Regions from separate parts of the Homo sapiens genome. Here region 2 is linked to region 1. The links are chromatin loops, found by intact Hi-C in ENCODE. Cell type or tissue: OCI-LY7. All regions are shown on one strand.

Evidence for each region. Hi-C counts contacts between places; a loop is a spot of excess contacts. Peaks named below come from ENCODE experiments on the same cell type or tissue, not always from the same donor. Only the 100,000 strongest peaks of a DNase experiment are listed, where the experiment ranks them.
Region 2: a loop joins it to region 1, with 5 times the contacts of the local background. A loop is called at or near these places in 95 of 110 quality-filtered maps.

The regions. Positions count from the first base shown.
Region 1 is chr3:46,923,204-46,931,203 of GRCh38, forward strand. CCDC12 (coiled-coil domain containing 12) reads right to left here. Exons shown (of 7, transcript NM_001277074.2): 3 at 2,253-2,332; 4 at 404-465; 5 at 126-160. Among named protein-coding and RNA genes, the nearest start is that of PTH1R, 49 kb to the left of the region's middle. RefSeq lists enhancers at 1,432-1,933, 4,023-4,402, 7,402-7,917, 7,424-7,473, 7,918-8,000. In OCI-LY7, CTCF peaks have their summits at 464 (motif pointing right) and 664 (motif pointing right); DNase peaks (open chromatin) are centred at 478, 3,938, 5,288, 6,368 and 1 weaker place; H3K4me3 peaks cover 5,792 bases; H3K27ac peaks cover 7,364 bases.
Region 2 is chr3:46,994,452-47,002,451 of GRCh38, forward strand. NBEAL2 (neurobeachin like 2) reads left to right here. Exons shown (of 54, transcript NM_015175.3): 12 at 4-102; 13 at 581-1,182; 14 at 1,263-1,395; 15 at 1,481-1,600; 16 at 1,820-2,141; 17 at 2,300-2,382; 18 at 2,503-2,595; 19 at 2,808-2,982; 20 at 3,110-3,243; 21 at 3,616-3,775; 22 at 4,012-4,114; 23 at 4,266-4,428; 24 at 4,508-4,666; 25 at 4,864-5,023; 7 more. Among named protein-coding and RNA genes, the nearest start is that of NBEAL2, 19 kb to the left of the region's middle. RefSeq lists an enhancer at 3,162-4,055. In OCI-LY7, a CTCF peak has its summit at 4,278; a DNase peak (open chromatin) is centred at 4,290.

The sequences.
Region 1 (8,000 bases):
TGTAACTCTATGTCTGTACTGCCAGTCTCTGCACTGTGACGGCAGGAAGGGCCAAGCCCCAGGCCCATGCTGGCACCAAGAGTCCCCGAGTCAGCCTGCACCCGCCACGCACGGGCAACACTCACCAGTCAGGCTTCCGAGGAGCGAGGTTGGCCAGGTCCTGGGAAGGGAGGAGACACACATCAGGGTGGAGGGGCCACCCCAGGACAAGGGGGAGGGCAGGCTCGAGAAGGAGGGAAATGGGAGAAAGAGGAGGAGGAAGGAGAGGGACGAGAGCAAAGGGGCTGGTGGGAAGGGAATAAAGAAGTGACGAGAAGGAATGGGGGGCAGAGGGAGAGCAAGTGGCGAAGAGAAACAGGACACACAGAAGCAGCGAGGATGCCAGGGTGGTCCAGGCACTCACCACCTCCTCGATGACGGGCTCGGGCTTGGCGGCCTCCAGCTGCTCCTTCACCTTCTCCTCCACTAGAGGGTGCAATTAAACAGAGAAGGCCTGTGGAAAACGCGCTGCCACTCTGCAGGGACACTGCCTACCGTGGCCCCCAGGGAGAGACGGGACCCCAGGCTTCCTTGCTCCCACCTCTGTGTGGCCCGCAACCAGCCAGAGGTGAAGACCCTGCAAAGGCAGCTCTGGAGGAGGGGCCTGGGTTTCCCAGGATGAAGCATTCCCCACAGGCCAAGAATGGGACAGCAGGAGGCAGCCAGCCACAGTCAGTCAGGAAGCATGGATGCTGACAATAACTACAAGACCAGAGAGCTGCCTGGATACATACAAAGTGAGGACTGGCTTCTCACATAATCCCAGGGCTCCTGGGCTCTGAGGATGTCCTCTGGGTCCCGGCCTAGCCAGAGCCACAGGTGGCTTTTCCTCCATCCCACCTCAGGTGTATGCTCCCAAGACCAGGGCACAGGCACCTCCCAGCTCCTCCAAGCTACTGCCAGCATAGTGGGCCTCTGAGCAATCTGACTAGGAGGGTCCTGCCCCTTGGGGACAAATGGCAGAAGCACTAACAACTCTGGGCTCTGTGGGCTTCCTCCAACCCCTGGCATTCAGTGGGCCCATGAGTGCCCTCCTGCTCTGCCTCACCTCCCTCCAGATACAGATGAGAGTTGAGGGCTTCCCCTGACCTGGGCAGTTCCTCACCTCTCTGTCCTGCCTACTATCCCCCAGTGCACCATTACCCTACCAGGTGGGGCCCAAACTACAAAGCAAATCACGGGGAAGTGTCTGGATTTCAGGGATGAAGGAAGTGGGGAAGCAGACCGGGATGTGGCCAAATGGGCAACACTTTACTTTTTCCCAAGATAAATGTATTTATTCACTTGTTACTTATGCAATTCAAAAAAAGTTGATAACAAGGCAAGGCACAGTGGCTCACACCTGGAATCCCAGCACTTTGGGACGCCAAGGCGGGTGGATCACTTGAGGTCAGGAGGAGTTCAAGACCAGCCTGGCCGACATGGTGAAACCCTGTCTCTACTAAAAACACAAAAATTAGCCAGGCGCAGTGGCACACACCTGTAATCCCAGCTACTCAGGAGGCTGAGGTTACAGTGAGCTGAGATTATGCCACTGCACTCCAGCCTAGGCGACAGAGCGAGACTCCATCTCAAAATAAAATAAAATAAAATAAAATAAATAACAAACATAAAGAATTAAAATGGGGACCCTCCAGGGCAAGGGCCCAGGGATCCGCAGGACTAAGAAACTTCCTGGCATGAGTGGTGTGGACGGCCAGAAGCTCCTGGTGGCTGTGCTGTTCCCACGCCATGGCAAGAGTCTAGGCAAGCCCTGGGCCAGGCCCTCTCCCCTGCCTCAGTGCTCCACACTGCCCGTCCACTGCTGTGTGTGGCTGAATGACTGGCCCCTGTCTCTGACCCACCCAGGGCCCACAGGACCCATCACCCTGCCCTGCTGCCCAAGGGCCCCATGACCACATCCACTTCTCAGCCAGGAGTCCTCTGAGAGGATGTGGCCTTTTTCAAACCCCACTCAGATCCCTGGGAGGCCTCGGTCTCAGGGTGTGAGCAGGACTGAGAAGGCACAAGAGGACTCTTCAGTGCCCCGACAGCCTCTGCTGCTGCCGAAGGCCGACTGTGTGCATCTGCCATGAGATGGTAACAAAGGGTCCTGCCTGCAGGCCCAACTCCTGTCCTGGTACTGCTGGTTATTCTCAGAGAGCAAAGCCTGCTGAGGTGGAGGGTGGCTGACAGTGCCAGGAAGCAGAGGTGGAGAGGGACAGCTTGCTTACCTGCAACCGGTTTGGCCTGGGGCACCCTCCTCTTCTTCAGGTCCTCATCCTCCGGGACATAGTTCCGCAGCCTAAGTTCCCTGCAAGAATAGAGGGAACAAGCAGAGATGAAGTCAGTGTGTGACATGGTCTCATTCATTCATTCATACAATTTGCATAGCCCGTGAATTCCTGAATTTCCTCTGCACTCTCTGGAGATAGCCTGGTAAGGAGGAGAAGCACAGAATGGAGTGTCATCAGGCAGGCCCCTTGGCACCGTCCCCTGCCACTTAGCGGGACTGGCTGCCCTCCAGAGGCCCTGTCTACTCTGTTGGAGTACGGTTCTCTTCCAGAGCTGGGCCAAGGACGCCTAGGGAGCATTCACAGGGTGTCTCTCCTGGATCATCCCATTTGACAGATAAGGGGACTGGAGGTCAGAGAGACTGTACCCTTTTCATAGGATCACACAGCAGTGGCTGCACATCTTAGCTCAAGGCAATGTATAACTCCCAGCCAGGGCTAAAGCTCCTAGGCTGAGTGATTCCCAAAAGAGAAGGCCAGTGGTCACCCACAAATTCCCCAAGTCTGGCCCCTCTTCAGAGCCTTCCTGCCCTGGGGCTCATGCCATGGAATACGCCTCAACTACTTAGAGAAAAGCATCTGGGTGTGCTGGGCCAGGGGCATGTGGCAGTGAGGAGTGACATGTGGACAGAGAAGCAGGTGCTGGAGGGCTCCAGAGGGGCGTGGCTGCCTACAGCTGTGGGAATGTGGAGGGGAGACACTCCAGGAGGAGGTGGCGCCTGGGCCTGCAATGACGCGGACAGGGTCAAGGCACAAAGCACACGAGAGGCTGACTCAGCTCCAAGACTGTTGAGAGTGGCCAGTGAGGGCTGTGAAAATAGGCATGACCATGTGCAAGGCTGGGAAGGCCACAGTCCACCAGGACAGCAGTGAGAACTGAACAGCCCCAAAGGCCTCCATGAAGAGAGAGGAGCCACAAGGGGCCAGAATCTCCCGGCAGGAGCTGCGGCTAGCTACTATGTTTTTATGTTCTTCCTGCCTCAGTCTTTTCAGGCAGGGGTGGCTGAACCAAGAACTCACTGGGGTCCTCTCTGGCTCAGGGGCTCATCAAATCCTAGCCCCACACACACAGAAGCAGGCTCCCAGGAAAATGTGTCCCTGGTAACTCCACAGGGCGGCAGGGCGAGAGGTCCTGGGGGCTGCAGGGTCTAAGAAAGGCAAGGCAGAGGCAGTGGGACAGACCCCTAGCCCCAGGGGATGCAGGAGTGGCCCCTCAGATGCTGGCCAGGTGAGACTAGGCCGCAGGTCCTCCTCCTTCCCCAGTACCTCTTTCGGTTCTTGACCAGTGGTCCCTCAGAAAAGTCCTGGGCCTCTAAGGCAGGAAACAATTTCCCAACAGGCCTCCCACAGTCTGCCATCTCCCAAGCCCTCTGTCTGGACCAGGTAAAAGTGCTGCTGACTTCCTCAGGCCCTGCAAAAGCAAGCTTTCCCAGAGGCAGGGGTGTCTGTGGCTACACAGCTAGCAAGCGGCAGTGCTTTGGACTCAGGGGCTTTCAGATGCTATTCACTCTCCTATTTAAGGGCTCCACCTGCTTCCTGCCCCCAGCTTACTTACCATCTCCTTCCTTCCTGCCAGGGCCCCTGAGCCTGGAGCCTTGGGGCTGGGCTGAACCACTGCGGGCGATGGGGCAGTACCAGCATAGCCTGTGTGGAGGAAGCCCACCTGCACTCCCAGAAGGCCCAGAGATACCCCACCCCGTCCCCCATCCTTGAACACCTGCCTCGGGCCTGGAGGTACATGTCAGGTCACAGAGGTACAGGGAGACAAAGTGGGGCATGACTGGGTGCAAAGGCTTTCGTTCACAACAGGGTGGGGAGAAATGAGGAAGAGAAACTGGGTGTGGGAAGAAAACTGCAGGGATTAGTAAGAAAAAAAACTGTCGCTTTCAGAAACGGTCTCCAGGGTTCTGTGAGAAATCAGAAGGAGAGAGGAGAGGCCACAGGGAACTGTACCCAGAACTCACAGCAGCAACACGCACCCATGCCTCCAGACCCACCCACTGCCCGAGGCTTCAGAAGGCCAACTGGAGGAGTGAACCAGAAGCAAGAGGCGGGAGCAGAGCCTTGCGCCCACTGTGCCCTGCCACCCCCAGAGCGGAGCACTGGCCAAGCAGCCAAGAACATCTAGATCCCGACCACCATGGGAAGGTCTCATTCTGGGCCTCAGTTTCCACATTTAGAAACATTACGGCTGTGCTGGGTGCATCCAGCTCTATCAAGCTGGGTCCACGCCCTCCCCAGACTCACTCTTGGAGGGTTAATCTGATGTGCAGCCACTGTTGTGTGATCGCGTGAAAATGGTGCAGTCTCTGACCTCCAGTCCCCTTAGCGTGGAGAGCTAAGAGACTTCCCCTCCCTAATGCCCACTTAACTGCCCACCCCCGGAATTCCACCACTACCAAAGGACAGGAGTCTCTGGGAGAGGTCAAGGAGCATGGGGGGGTTCAGCTTGGGGACCTGGCCTTTCCAACACAGGCCCAAGATTTAACCTCCCTTATAAAAGCAGGTGGATCACTTTAGGTCAGGAGTTTGAGCCCAGCCTGGCCAACAGGGCGAAACCCGGTCTCTACTAAAAATACAAAAATTAGGTGGGTATGGTGCCACATGCCTGTAATCTCAGCTATTCAGGAGGCTGAAGCAGGAGAATCGCTTGAACTGAGGAGGCAGAGGTTGCAGTGAGCTGAGATCGCACCACTGCACTCCAGCCTAGGCTGCAGACTGTCTCAAAAAAAAAAAATGTATATATATGTATTTTAAATGGCTTTAGAGAAGTACCAAGACAGCAAGGATTTCAGGGGCTGCAATCATGGAGATAAGGGAAGTACAACAAAGTGAGCCTGACATCACGTCCCTCTTTCCCCTTAAAGCATGTCTATTTACATGCAGCAGCTGAAAAGCTGAGAGACTGAGCAGAGCTTCCCATTAGGTTGATGCAAAAATAACTGTGGTTTTTGCCATTGAACATAGTGGCAGAAACCACAATTACTTTTGCACCAACCTCATATAATCTCATGGGCCTGGAGAGAAAAAAAAAAGTGTGTTTAAGCAGAAACTAAAACAGACTACTGACTTCTCAACTGCAACTATGGAAACCATAAGACCATGAAATGGTATCTCAGAAGTGTGGACAAAATAAATGTCACACAAAATTCTAAATCTAGTTAAGAAGCCTTCAAGAGAAAGACTTTTTCAGACAAAGAAAGGTTAGGAGAATCAGTTATCAGTGAATCCGTTATTCAAGAAATACTAAAAGGAATACTTTAGGCTAGAGGAAAATGATCTCAGACGGAAACATGGAATTGCAGGGAAAAAATAAAATGCCTCAGAAAGGGTAAATACAATGGCTTGTGTCTGTAATCCCAGCTACTTCGGAGGCTAAGGCAAGAGGATTGCTTGAGCCAGGCGTTCAAGGCTGCAGAGAGCTATGATCACACTCTGCACTCCAGCCTAGGTGACAAAGCAAGACCCTGTCTCAAAAAAAAAGCAGGGGGAAAAGAGAATTTAAATGAATATTGACTGTATAAAAGAGTAATAACAACTTATAGTATTTAAAATATAGCAACAATAGTGTAAAAGGCAGAGTGGCAAATAGCCTTAAAGTGTTCTAAGGTCCTAAGCACTGTAGAGGAAATGGTAAAAATACTACTATTTTCTATTAGACTTTGATAAGTTAAGGATGTATGTTGTTATGCCTGTGGAAATCACTAAAAGAAAGGGAAAACAGCATACAATTAACAAGTTAACAGAGGAAGAAAGTGGAATAATTAAAAACAAAAAAATCCAAAAGGAGACAAGAATGGAGATAAAAAAGGAAAGTCAAGAAACAAATAGTAGGACAACAGGTTCACACACAAAGCAGGTCCAGGCTGCTATCCTAGGAGCTCCCATAGCCTTACAGTGTCCGGGGCCACCACAGCTCTTGGAGACTGGGCAGGGTGTGACGAGATGGTGCCAGCCAGAGCAGTAGGGCAGGCCAACACCTAACACCTTGTCAGCTGGCCAGGAAATACTGAAGCAGCCTGCACTCACCAGCAGTCACTGGCATCTGGAAGCCACCTTTCTGAGGACAACTGGAGCCAAACAATGGTTCTGCCACCCCCATTTTAGAATGAGGAAGTTGCTAAGGGGAGAAGGTACTAGCTCTAGCTAAAAGAAAAGAAATAAAAACAACAAAAATGTTGACAGTGGTTATCTCTAGGACTGACTTTTTTTCAAGAGATGGGGGTCTTGGCTGGGCATGGTGGCTCACACCTGTAATTCCAACACTTTGGGAGGCCGAGGCGGGTGGATCACCTGAGGTCAGGAGTTCAAGAACAGTCTGGCCAACCAACATGGTGAAACCCCATCTCTACTAAAAAAACAAAAATTAGCCAGATGTGGTGGCGGGTGCCTGTAATCCCAGCTACTCAGGAGGCTGAGGCAGGAGAATCACTTGAACCTGGGAGGCAGAGGTTGCAGTGAGCCGAGATGGTGCCACTGCACTCCAGCCTGGGCGAGAACAGCAAGACCCCATCTCAAAAAAAAAAAAAAAAAAAAAAAAAAGAGATGGGGGTCTCCCTATGTTGCTCAGGCTGGACTTGATCTCCTGGGCTTAAGCAATCCTCCTGTCTCAGCCTCCTGAATAGCTGGGACTACAGGCATGAGCCACCATGTCCAGCTCTGAGTGATTTTTACTTGCTTCTCTGATTTTCTGTAGTTTCCGGAATTTCTAATCAGTATTCTTCCTACACAGAAACAACCAACGAAGTACTCAAAAACATAAAGAGGAAACAGGCAGAGGGGCCATAAGGCAGCAGAAGACTGTGGCAGGGTTCTGAGTCAGGCAGCACCAGCACCTCAGCTCTGCTGGTGGCCAGTCTCTGTGGCTTAGGGCCAGGCTGTCCCCTAGCCAAAGGGAAGCAGAGACCAAGCCATGCTTTTTTGGGGCTTTCTGCCCCCAGAGTCTATGGGAAGGAGGGCAGCCCAGAAAGCCCAATGGCTTCTAAGACACTATCCTTTGCACCAAATGCCCTAGGCCACCCAAAGTCCACCCTATACCGGCAGCCAGTGTCTGGGTGGAGCTTTGCTGTCTCTCCACAGGAGCAGACACATCAGCCACCTCAGTGCCTCCACTGGCCCTCCCTCTGACTCAGGGACCCCAGTGTCCCCAAAACAAGTCTAAGCTTCTTCACGTGGTCCTGGCCCCACAGCCTGCTCACCCCCTCAGCTACACACTTCCCCGTCCATCACGCTTAAAGAGCCAGCTCCAGGAGGTGGCCCTGTGGGCCCCTCCCAGTGTCCCTACTCACCCTGAGGCACAGTAACCGCCCTTCTCCTGGGCCCCCTTTGCCCCACTTGCCTCTCTACCCTCTCCACAGCAGGCCCCACTCCATGCACGTGGCCCTGTGTCGGCTGCATGTCTGTCTTTCACAGCCTGCCCTAAATGCACCAGGCAGCTCCAGGAGGGGCTCAGCATACATTGCCTCAAGCTGGATAAAGGAATTCAGAAGGCACTCAAGAAAGAGCTTTATGGGTAGCCTGGGGCTCTCTGAGCCTTTCAATGACTTGAGAAGACATTTGGAAGCAAAGAAGTTGTGCCCAGCAGAGAGGGCAGGAATGTGGCTGGGCCGGGGCAGCCAACCCCTAAGCAACTTCTTTGTGGCAAAGCAACAGGGAATGCCAAGTTTGCATTCCATAGAGTTTCCTTCT
Region 2 (8,000 bases), 71 kb after region 1:
CAGGAGGTGTTTAAGGAGCGCATCGGCTACCCTCACCTGCAGGAGGTTCTGCAGAGCCATGGTCCCCCCACCCATCGGCTGTTGCAAGAGCTGCTCAACATGGTGAGGGAAGGGGCTTGGGACCAGGGTCCCAAAGGCAACCAGAACTGAGTCAGGGTTACCACAGATGGTGAGCTCTCCACCCTGGGGGACCGTATTGACTGCGGCCAGTACATACTGTTACCTGTAGCCTGGCCATGTCTGTTAGTGTCACTGGAATGAGGATTCTGGCCCTGTAGGGGTCCTGGAAGCAACTGCATGTGAGCAAGCCCCAGGATTATCTTAGGAACATGCAGTTAGGGGTTAGGCCAACCCAGGCTGAAAACTAAGGTTGAGGGATTAACAATGCTGAAGGACTCTTAGTAGTAGTGACTGTCATCTGTGCCCCTCTGACTTTCCTGAGCCTCACACACAACCTGTGGGCAGGATGGAGTAGATCATGTTGCTGACTGCTGCCGTAGGCAAGTAAATGGAGCCAGAAAGTCCCACTGTTGACAGGGTGCCACAGCTGACCAGGGACTGTCATTCTCTCCACCCACAGGCTGTGGAGGGTGACCACAGCATGTGCCCACCTCCACCAATCCGCAACGAGCAGCCGGTACTGGTGCTGGCGCAGTGGCTGCCGTCATTGCCCACCGCTGAGCTGCGGCTCTTCCTAGCGCAACGCCTCAGGTGGCTCTGTGACAGCTGCCCTGCCAGCCGTGCCACCTGTGTGCAGGCAGGCCTGGTGGGCTGCCTGTTGGAGACACTCAGCACAGGGCTAGCCCTGGAGGCCCGCTGCCAAGAGCAGCTGCTGGCACTGCTACAAGCACTGGGCCGTGTATCAATAAGGCCCATGGAGCTGCGTCACCTGCTGCGCCCCCGGCCAGGATTGGACTCGGAACCAGGCGGAGCTGAGGCTGGAAAGGCCCGACACGCAGGTGCTGTCATCCGCACATTATCAGGCATGGCCAGGCACCAGGGTCCTGCACGTGCTCTGCGCTACTTTGACCTCACGCCCAGCATGGCGGGCATCATGGTACCCCCTGTACAGCGATGGCCAGGGCCTGGCTTCACCTTTCATGCCTGGCTCTGTCTGCACCCTATGGATACAGCACCTACCCCTGCCCCCACCCGACCACTCCAGCGAAAGCAGCTGTACAGGTGGGTGACTGCCAGGGGCCAGGGACCTCCTGCCAGGGTGAGCAGGAACAAGCAGACATAACTGGCTTGCCTGCCCCCAGCTTCTTTACCAGCAGCGGCTCAGGGTTTGAGGCCTTCTTCACGGCGGCCGGGACCCTGGTGGTGGCTGTGTGCACACGGAAGGAGTATTTGACCATGAGTTTGCCCGAAGTGTCCTTTGCCGACTCTGCCTGGGTGAGACCCCATCCTTCTCATGTGGCCCAGTAGAGAGAGGGGTGCTGAGTCCCAAGTATGGCCTAATGTGAGGCTTCTGTTCTAGCACTGCGTGGCTATCGTCCATGTGCCTGGGCGCCGGCCCTTCAGCCAGAACCTGGTCCATGTCTACAAAGACGGCCATCTGGTCAAGACAGCACCCCTTCGCTGCCCCTCCCTCAGTGAGGTGTGCCAAGCAAGGTTTGGGGAGGCCTTGGGTAGATGGGAGGACTTGGAACACAGTGGGCAGGTGTAGCCTGGAGCCCTTGTGTCCCGTGCTGCCCCACAGGCCTGACTTTAGCCACTGGGGTCCATGCAGCCATGGGGGTCACTGTGAGGAACTGGTTGTAGGCGGAGCCCCAGGTTCTGCTGTGACCTGACCGCTCCCCCAACCCCGGCCCCACAGCCTTTCTCCTCCTGCTGTATCGGCTCCGCTGGATACCGCACAACGACCACCACCACAGGGCTGCCCACACCACCAGTCCCCGCCACCCTGGCCTACACTCACCCCGCCCTCACCCGCTCCCAGTCAGTCCCAGCCTCCACAGGGCTTGGCTGGGGGTCCGGGCTGGTGGCCCCCCTGCAGGAGGGCAGCATCGACTCTACCCTCGCAGGCACCCAGGACACTCGGTGGGGCAGCCCCACATCCCTGGAGGGTGAGCTGGGGGCTGTGGCCATCTTTCACGAAGCCCTGCAGGCGACGGCTCTGAGGACCCTGTGCACCCTGGGTATGCAGCATTCTCCATCTCTGCCACAGCCCCAGGCCAGAAGCTAGGGGTCCGGGGGGAGAAGGCATCTCTGGGGGTCTCTCCTGTGGTCAGGCAGTCTCTGGATGGGGTTTGGCCAGAGGCCTAGCAAGGTCTGAAGCCCCCTGCCCACCTCCCAGGGCCCAATGAGACGGCACCCTTCAAGCCTGAGGGGGAGCTGCATGAGCTCAGCACCAGGCTGCTCCTCCATTACTCACCTCAGGTATTTGGGGGCCCCAGGGGAGTGGTTGGCTCGACTGTGCTACTTCCCCGGCTCCCACACTCTGCCTGCCACCCCCTCCTCCCTCTGACCCTGGCTGCCTGCCCATTCCCCTATCCCTAGGCTTGTAAGAACAACATCTGCCTGGACCTGTCCCCCAGTCATGGGCTTGATGGGCGCCTGACGGGCCACAGAGTGGAGACCTGGGATGTGAAGGTCTGTGAGCACGTGTGGGTGGTGTGTGCAGGAGGCATGAATATGGGGCACATGTGTGTTCGGAGTCAGCTGGGGAGCAGCGCTGTGCCTGGGGAGGATTTGGACAGTCCAGCTCAAGAGAGCAAAACTTCCTTTCTGGGTGGTCTGCTGGGGTGGAGTAGGGCAGGAAACTGGCTGGAAGGTCCCCCTCACTGCCATCCTCCTTCCCCCAGGATGTGGTGAACTGCGTTGGGGGTATGGGTGCCCTGCTGCCCCTGCTGGAGCGAGTAGCTGCACAGCCCAAAGAGGCTGAAGCAGGTCCAGCTGAAACGCATGACCTCGTGGGTCCTGAACTGACCTCTGGTCACAACACCCAGGGCCTGGTTCTCCCATTGGGTAAATCTTCAGGTAAGTGTTCCTGGTGCCTATGTTGTGGAGAGGGAATCTTGGCATGGTAGGGGGGTGGAATGCCCAAGGTCTCCTGGCCACTGGCAGGCCCTTGACACACATCTGTCCCCTTCCTGATGGCTGGCAGAGGAACGGATGGAGAGGAACGCAGTGGCTGCTTTTCTGCTGATGCTGCGGAACTTCCTTCAGGGTCACATGGTGAACCAAGAGAGCCTGGTGCAGTGCCAGGGGCCTGCCATCATCGGGGCCCTCCTGCGAAAGGTGGGGCCCGGTGGGACAGGCATGGGGGTTAGGGGTATGGTCAGCCTGTCTGACCGAGGGGACTGAGTGGGGAACCCTGTCAGTCATGAAGAACCTCCTGGGAGAGTTGCCACTTGAGTGGGGCCTGAAAGGCCGAGCAGGGTTGGGTCTGGAGGATCTGGGGAAAGGCCCAGCACAGGTCGGGGCAGGGACCCGCACAGCAGGCAGGAGGCTTGCGTGTCAGAGGCGGCAGGAAGCCCCCAAAGGGTTCTGAGCAGGCTGGTGGCCATGTTTGTGGCCGTCATGGCTGTGCAGGGAAGAGTGGCAGCTGAAAAGCTCAGACAGCAGACAGGCAGAGCCTGAGCCCTCACTCCAGCTCCTGTCTTATCCCAGGTCCCAAGCTGGGCCATGGACATGAACGTGCTCATGTCCGCCCAGCTGCTGATGGAGCAGGTGGCAGCTGAGGGCAGCGGGCCCCTCCTGTACCTACTCTACCAGCATTTGCTCTTCAACTTTCACCTCTGGACCCTCAGTGACTTCGCCGTGCGCCTCGGTAGGTGTGAGGACCTGAGCAAGGGGCCGGCCATAGGGCAGCTGAGCACTGAGAAGTTAGAACTCTGCTCTGGGGGATCTGAGGGACTCACCTGTTAGGAATCCAGAATGCCATGGGGCGGCTGAGGGGACTATGACCCTGCCCTGGAAGTCTGACAGGCACATGGCCCTGGCCTGGAGGATCTGAAGGGCCCAGCTCAGCCTAGTGGCCTGAGCCCTCTGCTCATTCCCGCTCAGGTCACATCCAGTACATGTCCAGCATAGTTCGGGAGCACAGACAGAAGCTGCGGAAGAAGTACGGCGTCCAGTTTATCTTGGATGCTCTGCGCACCCACTACAGGTGAGGCCAGTGGGGCCAGATGGGCCATGGGGGGCTGACACAGTGGCCTCCGGCCTTGGGGACTGGGCGGTGCGCTTCCCTGACTCACCTGCCCACCCTCTCTCCCCGCCTTTCTTTGGGACCTGGCTGGGTGTGCCTACTGACCTGCCAGCCCGCAGCGGGAGCGCCCCCTGGCTGCTGACGACCTACGCACCGTGCAGACCTCCCTCCTGGGCCTGGCGAGGGAGTTCCTGGTGCGGAGTCTCTCAGCAGATGACGTGCAGGTCACGCAGACCATGCTGAGCTTTTTGGCGGCCACAGGCGATGACGGTCAGGTAGGCTGGAGGTTGGGGAGCGGGAGGCTTGGGTGAGGGGAGTGGGGGCCCGACACAGTGTGAGACCCTGCATCCCCAGGCGGTGGGTGCGCTGGACCTGCTGCTGGCCCTGCTGCACGGTTCCCTGGTGCAGGAGTCCTTGGCTGTCTTTCTGTTGGAGCCAGGGAACCTCGAAGTGCTACTGGCCCTGCTAGTGCGGCCAGGGTCACTGCCCCTGCTGCCCGATCGAGTCTGCAAGGTACACCCAGCCCACCCCCTCCCCTGGCATCCCATTCACTGGGGCCCCTGCCTGGGGTTCAGGGAGGTACAGCAGGCCTTGGGCCAGCGGATGAAGCTGCCTTCAAGGGCCTCTTGAGCCACACACCTGCACGGTGACTTCCCCTCCTACAGTAACTCCTTCCACATGATGACAGTCCTCCGATGACCCCCACACAGATCCTGCGCAGACTGCAGCAGAATGAGCGGCTACCTGAGCGGAGCCGCCAGCGCCTCCGGCTGCGGGAGTGTGGTCTCCAGGGTCTGGTTGCCTGCTTGCCTGAGGGGACTGTTTCCCCCCAGCTCTGCCAGGGCCTCTACAAGCTGTTCCTGGGGGCAGGTACAACCTGGTTAAGGCCAAGTGGAGGGGGTGACATGTCAGAAAAACAGGGCAGGCAGGCCGGAAGAAGGAAGATAGTGGCATAGGGGCCAGGGCTGGGCCCTGCCCTTTCTAGTCTGGTCAGTCCCTCAGGTCCCCCCAACCCATCCCCCCAGATTGCCTGAACCTCTCAGATCTGCTGGCTGTGGTACAGCTGTCCCTCCAGGCTGACCTCAGCGTTCGCCTAGACATCTGTCGCCAGGTGAGCATGAGAGGTAAAAGCTTTGGGGGAGGGGGAGGGTGGCTTCTACCCTCTGGCCTTCCACCTTGCCTGTCTCATGAGGGGTCTCTGGAGCCCTCCTCTGCAAAGGCCCTGGATGAGGGTCTGGAGCAGGCAGTTGGATGCGTCCTCACTTGCTGTGCTCTCGCCTGCAGCTTTTCCACCTCATCTACGGACAGCCAGATGTAGTGCGGCTTCTGGCCCGACAGGCTGGCTGGCAAGATGTGCTGACCCGGCTATATGTCCTGGAGGCTGCCACAGCCGGCAGCCCCCCTCCGTCTTCCCCAGAGTCACCTACCTCCCCCAAGCCAGCCCCACCCAAGCCACCCACTGAGTCACCTGCTGAGCCTTCAGATGTCTTCCTGCCCTCAGAGGCCCCCTGCCCTGACCCTGATGGCTTTTACCATGCTCTCTCCCCATTCTGCACGCCCTTTGACCTGGGCCTGGAACGGTCTAGTGTAGGATCAGGCAACACTGCTGGTGGTGGCGGCAGCAGTGGGACTCTTACTCCAGCCAGCCAGCCCGGCACTCCTTCGCCACTGGATGGGCCGCGGCCCTTTCCTGCTGCTCCTGGCCGCCACAGCTCCAGTCTCTCCAATGTGCTGGAGGACGGCAGCCTCCCGGAGCCCACCATTAGCGGGGATGATACCTCGAACACCAGCAACCCACAGGTGAGGTGGGCCCACCCTCTGCCACTGCATGGTACCCAAGGGAGGACACTTCTGGTACACAGGGCTGGCAGTGTAGCCTCTCCAAAGGTGTGGCCCTGTCTGACCAGGGTTGCAGCCACTGGTCAGGCCTATTGCTGTCCCCTCATAGCTCTCATCTGCAGTTGTGTTCCCAGAGGGCTCCTGGAACAGGGTGAGTCATGATGAGCCACAGTGGGTGACACCAGCCAGGCTTCAGAAGGGCCCTCAAGAGAGCCTGTAGGGCAGACACCTCACAGGGTCCAAGGGCAGCAAACTCCAAAGGCCCTGCCCTGGGCTTCTGGGTTTGGGGATGGGCCTCTGCTTGTTCTATGTGAACTGCCTCATCTCCTCTTGGGAGTCTGGCAAGACCCCAGGATTCTGCCTGGAACTCAGGTAGTAGTTGAGACCCCTATACCATTCTTCCAGGCCCTTAGTGCCAGGCTCACTGTTAGCCAAATGCTCTGACTCCTGGGTGGCTACCCCAGGAGGGGTGCTGAGTGGGGATGGGTGGGCGTCAGCCTGATTCCCTCCCTTAGCCGCCCACAACCCACGCCCACACCACCCACCTGTGCCCACAGCAAACCTCTGAGGAAGAGTTGTGCAATCTGCTCACCAACGTGCTGTTCTCGGTGACGTGGCGTGGCGTGGAAGGCAGCGATGAGGCTGCCTGGCGGGAGCGTGGCCAGGTTTTCTCAGTGCTCACCCAGCTGGGGGCCTCAGCCACACTTGTGCGCCCACCAGACTGCATCAAGCGCAGGTGAGAGGGAAAGTCTGGAGGGGGAGGGGCTTCAGGAAGCCTCGGGGGAAGGAGAGAAGATAGTCAGGTAGACCCTTGAGTTCCCCACTCACCCGCCAGCCTCCTGGAGATGATGCTGGAGTCAGCCCTGACCGACATCAAAGAGGCCCCCGTGGGGGTCCTGGCCAGCCTCACCCAGCAAGCGCTTTGGCTGCTGCGTCTGCTGCAGGACTTCCTGTGTGCTGAAGGCCATGGTAACCAGGAACTGTGGAGTGAGAAGGTGCGACCCCTCAGAGAGGCGTGAGCCACATGAACACTCATGTTCATGCAAGCCTGCAGGGATCTGGTCTGGGAGGTGGATGGGTACACGTGCGCAGGTGTGGGTGCATCAGCATGAATGCCTGTGAGTGTGGACTTGCCTGTGTGCACAAACCCTACCTGGCCCCCAGCGCAAACTTTACTTTGCTCCCTTTCCATGGACTCCTGGCCTCCCCTGGTGATGTCTGTTGGGAACCTGTTTTCTGTGGCAGCTCTTTGAAGGTGTATGCAGCCTACTTGATCGCCTGGGAGCCTGGCCCCACCTGGCCAACGGCACAGCTGATCTCCGTGAGATGGCGCAGATTGGCCTACGGCTTGTACTTGGCTACATCCTGCTGGAAGACCCACAGGTGAGCACAGGGTGAGCATGGGGGCAGGGGGCGTGTGAGATGTCGGGAGCTCCAAGAGTGGCTGGGTGCCACTCATCTCTCTTGCGCCCACAGCTGCATGCCCAGGCCTACGTGAGATTGCACATGCTGCTACAGACTGCAGTGCCAGCCCGCCGCGAGGAGGCCTGCTATGTGCTCTCCAAGCTGGAGGCTGCACTGGGGCGGGTGCTGAACACCTCTTCCTTGGAGTCAGCCACTGATGAGGCAGGGTCCCCACTTGCAGCTGCAGCAGCTGCAGCAGCTGCAGAGCGCTGCTCCTGGCTGGTGCCACTGGTGCGCACGCTGCTAGACCGTGCCTATGAGCCGCTGGGGCTGCAGTGGGGACTGCCCTCCCTGCCACCCACCAATGGCAGCCCCACCTTCTTTGAAGACTTCCAGGCTTTTTGTGCCACACCCGAATGGCGCCACTTCATCGACAAACAGGTGCCTGGAGGTTGGGGCCCAGGAAGAGGAGTGGGGGCTGGGGCCCACATCGAGCACTGTTCTCCTCTGCCCAATCCTCCAGGTACAGCCAACCATGTCCCAGTTCGAAATGGACACGTATGCTAAGAGCCACGACCTTATGTCAGGTTTCTGGAATGCCTGC